Linked DNA regions of Homo sapiens: region 1 is linked to region 2. A link is a loop called in an ENCODE intact Hi-C map of the cell type or tissue named here. Cell type or tissue: Panc1. All regions are shown on one strand.

Region 1 (2,500 bases), 520 kb after region 2:
CATTGTACTTTCTTCCATAAGAATAAGAAATATGCCCAGCCTGGTGCAGTGGCTCATGCCTATAATCCCAGCACTTTGGGAGGCCGAGGTGGGTGTATCATCTGAGGTCAAGAGTTCGAGACCAGCCTGACCGACACAGTGAAACCCTATCTCTACTAAACAATATAAAACTTAGCCAAGCATGGTGGTGGGTGCCTATAATCCCAGCTGCTGGGGAGGCTGAGGCAGAAGAATCACTTGAACCCAGGGGGCGGAGGTTGCAGTTAGCAGAGATTATTCCACTGCACTCCAGCCTGGGCGACAGAGCAAGACTCTGCGTCAAAAAAACAAAAACAAACAAACAAAAGACTCTGTTCCCAAATAATTGGGGAGACTGATTTGAGTAATAATAATGTCAAGCACGTCCGTGTGAAGAGACCACCAAACAGGCTTTGCGTGAGCAATAAAGCTGTTTATTCACTTGGGTGCAAGTGGGCTGAGTCCGAAAAGACAGTCAGCGAAGGGAGATGGGGAAGCGGTTGCTTTATAGGAGTTGGGTAGGTAATGGAAAATTACAATAAAAGGTAGTTATTTACTGTTAGCAGAGGAGAGGGTTGCAAGGTACATGGTGGAGAGATCATAAGACTTATTGTCCAGAAGAAGAATGTCACAAAGTCAAATGATCAACTAAGATAGGGCAGGGACAAGTCACGATAGTAAAATATTGTAATTTTACTCAGTTAAGGCAGGGACTGGCTGTTTTACTTCTTTGTAGTTTTTCTTTGGCTGCTCCAGACTTCTTGGCTCCTGCAGGCCATCTAGACGGATATGTGCAGGTCACAGGGGTTATAATGGCCGAGCTTCGGCTCAGAGGCCTGACAAAACTCTGACCTCTCGCAGGAAAAAAAAAAAAAAAAAAGAAAGAAAAAAGAAATATGTTTATAAGGGAATAGAATAGATTGTTTGGATTGTGCCTAAGAAAGTAAGGTTAGGTGTTTAAGGCTATATCGTAAATGATTTTTCACTATAAGGTTACCATGTTTCAAAGGCCCAAACTTCAAAATATTGTTTCCATCAAGTTACGTCCCTGCCCACTTTTTCTTTCCCAATTTTATGTGTGGCTTTGCCTGAAAAGAATCCCAGCACTCGCGTGAGAGGCTGACTGGCAGCTCAGTGCTGTGCATGCCCCATCCTCGCCTTTAGGACCTCATTCTAAATGCAGGAGAGAGCAACAGTGGCAGGAAATCATTACCATCCAGCAGCTCCCCGGGATTGGGGTCAAAGGCCACTCTGCAAGGAGTTGAGGGTATTAGAATCCATTCTGGGGATTTACCTTTCTTTGCAGTAGCTTCTGTTTCCTAATGCCTAAGAGATCTGAATAGCCTTTGTTTTGCACCGTTTCCCTCCAGGCTTAGCGCAGATATGAATGCTGATGTGGTATGTCACACTCTGGAGTTTTGTAAACAGAACACTGGCCAACCATTGTGTCATCTCTACCCTCTTCCCAAGGTGAGTGTGTAATCACTCTGAACATCTGTTTCCAGGGACATGCAAGGCTTTTGGAAATGTTAGAAAGGGAGGCTTAGCTTTTACTCGCTCAGTGTTTTGGGGACAGGGAGAGGCAAGATGACATTTTCAATTACCCCGCAAGAAATAATATTCCTGCATTTTGGCCTAGATCCATACTACCATGCTAGAAAGAATGTCTTTGCTGTTCAGCCATTGTGGACTGTAATTTTGAGCTGGCCTGCCAGTAGGTAGGAAATCTGATCAAAGAGACGCAGAGGTTTAAATCCCTATCACTTAAAAATCAAGCAAGTCACTCTCACAGAGTGAGCAACTCATGCCAGTTTGCCCAGGACTTTCCTGCCATGAGCACTGAAAGCCCCACATCTTGGGAAATCCTGGGCAGTTGGTCACCCTACGCTGAGCCTTATTGCTCTTACTCATAAAATGGGTTATGATAAACTACCTCCCACAGTGGTTTATTGTGGGAAGTCGGTGAGCTAATATGTAAAAAATGCTTAGCACAATAACTGATACAGTTTTTAAAGTGTTAAGAGAAATGACTGCTAAATGATCATTATTGATAACATTATTATTCAGTGATAGCTGTTCAGAGGACCCTGTGTGCATTATATCATTTTGTGTAGCTTTTAATTAGATTGCGGAGAGGAGGCTGCAAATGTTGACACAATTCCCTCCGCACACTCTGGATGAGAGGATAATATTGAATCCAGTTAGGCCACAGAATATTAATTTTCAGGAGCTGCCCGTGAAAAAAAATTCTTTGCCTTCTTTCTTGAATTGTAGTTTTTCTGGATATAACACAATAGGTTTCTATTTTAATTGTAATTTCCTTTTTATTCATGTTAAAATGAAGTTCATTTTAGTGCTTTGTGGCCTAACCAATGACCATGATTTTGCTGATGGACAGTATTAAATACATCAGCCTGTCTCCTTGAGCAGGAAGTAAGAGATGCAACTACCTGAGGAACGTGTATATTTCAAGCTTCCTCTG
Region 2 (2,500 bases):
ATAAAGCTTTGGGGCTCTGGTTCCCTCCTCTTCTCCCCCTGCCTCTTCCTCCTCATTGTCACATCCTTATTGTAAATACTTTAGGGGCAGTGTATAAAAAATGGCACTAATTACTGAAACAATGTTATTTACCACATACACTGGCAGAATGTTTACTATGTTTCTTTACAGCCGGGGTTTATTTTTGTTTGATGTATTTAGTTGCTGTGAAAATGAACGTGTTGCTCACTCTCGATAGACCTGTTCTTCCTCCTCCTTCCTCCTTCTCCTTCTGTGCCAGATCGTCCTCCTCTTCAGCAGCTTCTCTTCCTTCATTAGGCCTTCTGGGCAGTTTTTAGGATGTCTGCTCCTAAACTATTTCCATTTAAAATTGTTCTAGTGTATCAACACACCAATCACTTTGACTCCATGCAAGCTGGTCTCTGCATTTCAAACCTAGCTTCCGTGTGTTAGTCCTTTTTGACATTTTTATAGGGTTTCTCCAGGAAAAAAAAGAAGAGCATAGCAAAGGTATGAGCCATCCTTATGGAGTGCCAGCCTAGAGGGAAAGAGGAACTAAACATTGTTTGTATACTTACCACCTATGAGGGCCCCTCCACCATGTTTGACACACTCTTCTTGCAGCTAACTGGTGAAATAGATGTTTTGTCCCTGGTTTTATATCTAAAAATACTATACTGAGGTTAAGTAACCTGCCCAGAGTCTCACACGGGGTAAGAAGGGACACCAGAATTCAGTGATAATTGTATCATTCCCAAGCCTCTTGGCTTTTTAAATTTATTTACTCTAAACCATACTGCACCTCTCTAAGTAAAAGGTTAAGAGAACTCAGGAATGCAAATGAAAAAGCGCTTGTCAAGGGAGAGAGAAGAGAGAGAGGAGGGGGAGGGAGAGAGAGAGAGAAAGAGAGAAAGAAGGAGAGCGAGACCGATCGTGCCATTGCACTCCAGCGTGGGCAACCAAGCGAGACTCCGTCTCAAAAAAAAAAAAAAAAAAAAAAAAAAGTAGAGCACAAGAGCACTCATGATCTTCCTATGTTGTCATTTTTAGCCTTTTTCCACCTTATATGTGCTGAGAGCTGTTCTGCTGCCATTTTCTCTCCCTGCCTCAAGAGCACATTTAAGTGCAAGTGAATGGGGTGGGATTGTGATTGTTACACTGAGTGATTGCTTAGAATCTGCCCTACCGTATCTGCCGGTGTATAAAACTCTACCGATGTTACCAAACTCTGAGAGGATGTGAAGCTCTAGTTTTCACTGTGCTGAGCTGATTACCTCATGTCGTCACCAGGGGGCAGCACCTTCCCATGCCTTTGGACTTAGGAGCCTCGGGGCGGTGGGAAGCCCACACCAAACCCCATGCCTTAGCTGGTCACCTCTTACCTTCCAAGCCTGATCCAAGTTTGGGCAAAACGGATGTAAATGTGTTTTTAATTTTTTTTTTCTTATTTGAGAGGGGGGCAATTGGAGGGAGGAAATACAGCTTATATGTTGGCATACACATTTGAAATATTTGGTACTTTCTAAGCAGGAGTTTTATGTGTATTCTGTGTTCTTTTCTCTACTGAGAAAATAACTATTTCCTTTGCTAGGGATGCAGTAATCAGCAATGCCTGTTGCAACCATAAGTTACACCATATTTTCTCAAAGAAACATGGTAGTAATCAGAGGCCATTGTTCAAAGTACTGACTTTAGTCAGCTGACCTGCAATCAAACCTCAGTTTAGGCACTTACTAGCTGTGTGACCCTGGGCAAAATACTTAACCTCTCTGAGCATCACATACTCATCTGTGATATGAGGACTGCAATACATTCCTGCTTTCTTTTTTTGACAAATATTTATTGAGAATTTCTTTACTTGTGGAATGTGGTATTATGTCCTGTGTTTAATGGTCTTTATATGTATCTCCCAGTTCAGTTTCATATAAATTGGCCTCTTGTTTCTGTAACTAGGATTGCATTTCTGTCAAAAGTCTTGGCTTATACAAGGACGCTCAAAGGCCATCCAATCTGCAAATACAAGACAGAGCTGCCTCAGGAAATGCCCGATGATTTAATTAAAATGTGAAGAGTAGCCCACAGAGAGGGCAGGTGTGGTGTAACCCCACCCTGCAGGGATGAGGCGGGCATCCTCCTTCTCGGTGACTTAGCCTGGAGTACTACCTTGGAGTAGTTTCAGAGACGGTTCTCAGGACAAAAAGTTGACCCCTGTTTTAGGGAGGCTGCCTTGTGGCCACTGGGCATGCTGATGGTTTGCCATCTAACACTTTATGCCTCTCACTTGTCCCCATTTTGAGTCCAGGCAACTGTGACCCCTGGAATTATGGAGAGTCTCTTGGGACTGTCGTTATTATTTTTATTCTTACTGAGGTAAAATTCACATAACATAAAATTAAGCATGTTAAAGTAGACATTTCATTTAGTACATTTATAATATTGCACAATCACCCACTATCTAGTTCCAAAAATCATTTTTTTGAGTTTCTATTTTGATATGATT

The links. Hi-C counts contacts between places; a loop is a spot of excess contacts. Peaks named below come from ENCODE experiments on the same cell type or tissue, not always from the same donor. Only the 100,000 strongest peaks of a DNase experiment are listed, where the experiment ranks them.
Region 1: a loop joins it to region 2, with 4 times the contacts of the local background. A loop is called at or near these places in 2 of 110 quality-filtered maps.

Annotation. Positions count from the first base shown.
Region 1 is chr7:36,658,154-36,660,653 of GRCh38, reverse strand. It overlaps AOAH (acyloxyacyl hydrolase), which reads left to right. Exons shown (of 21, transcript NM_001637.4): 4 at 1,389-1,488. Among named protein-coding and RNA genes, the nearest start is that of AOAH-IT1, 59 kb to the right of the region's middle. In Panc1, no CTCF peak of the experiment used is centred here; DNase peaks (open chromatin) are centred at 1,403, 1,823 and 2,413; H3K4me3 peaks cover 1,114 bases; H3K27ac peaks cover 2,500 bases.
Region 2 is chr7:37,180,967-37,183,466 of GRCh38, reverse strand. The region is part of intron 13 of ELMO1 (engulfment and cell motility 1); the gene reads left to right. Among named protein-coding and RNA genes, the nearest start is that of ELMO1-AS1, 180 kb to the right of the region's middle. In Panc1, CTCF peaks have their summits at 1,043 and 1,291 (motif pointing right); a DNase peak (open chromatin) is centred at 1,276; H3K4me3 peaks cover 233 bases; H3K27ac peaks cover 2,500 bases.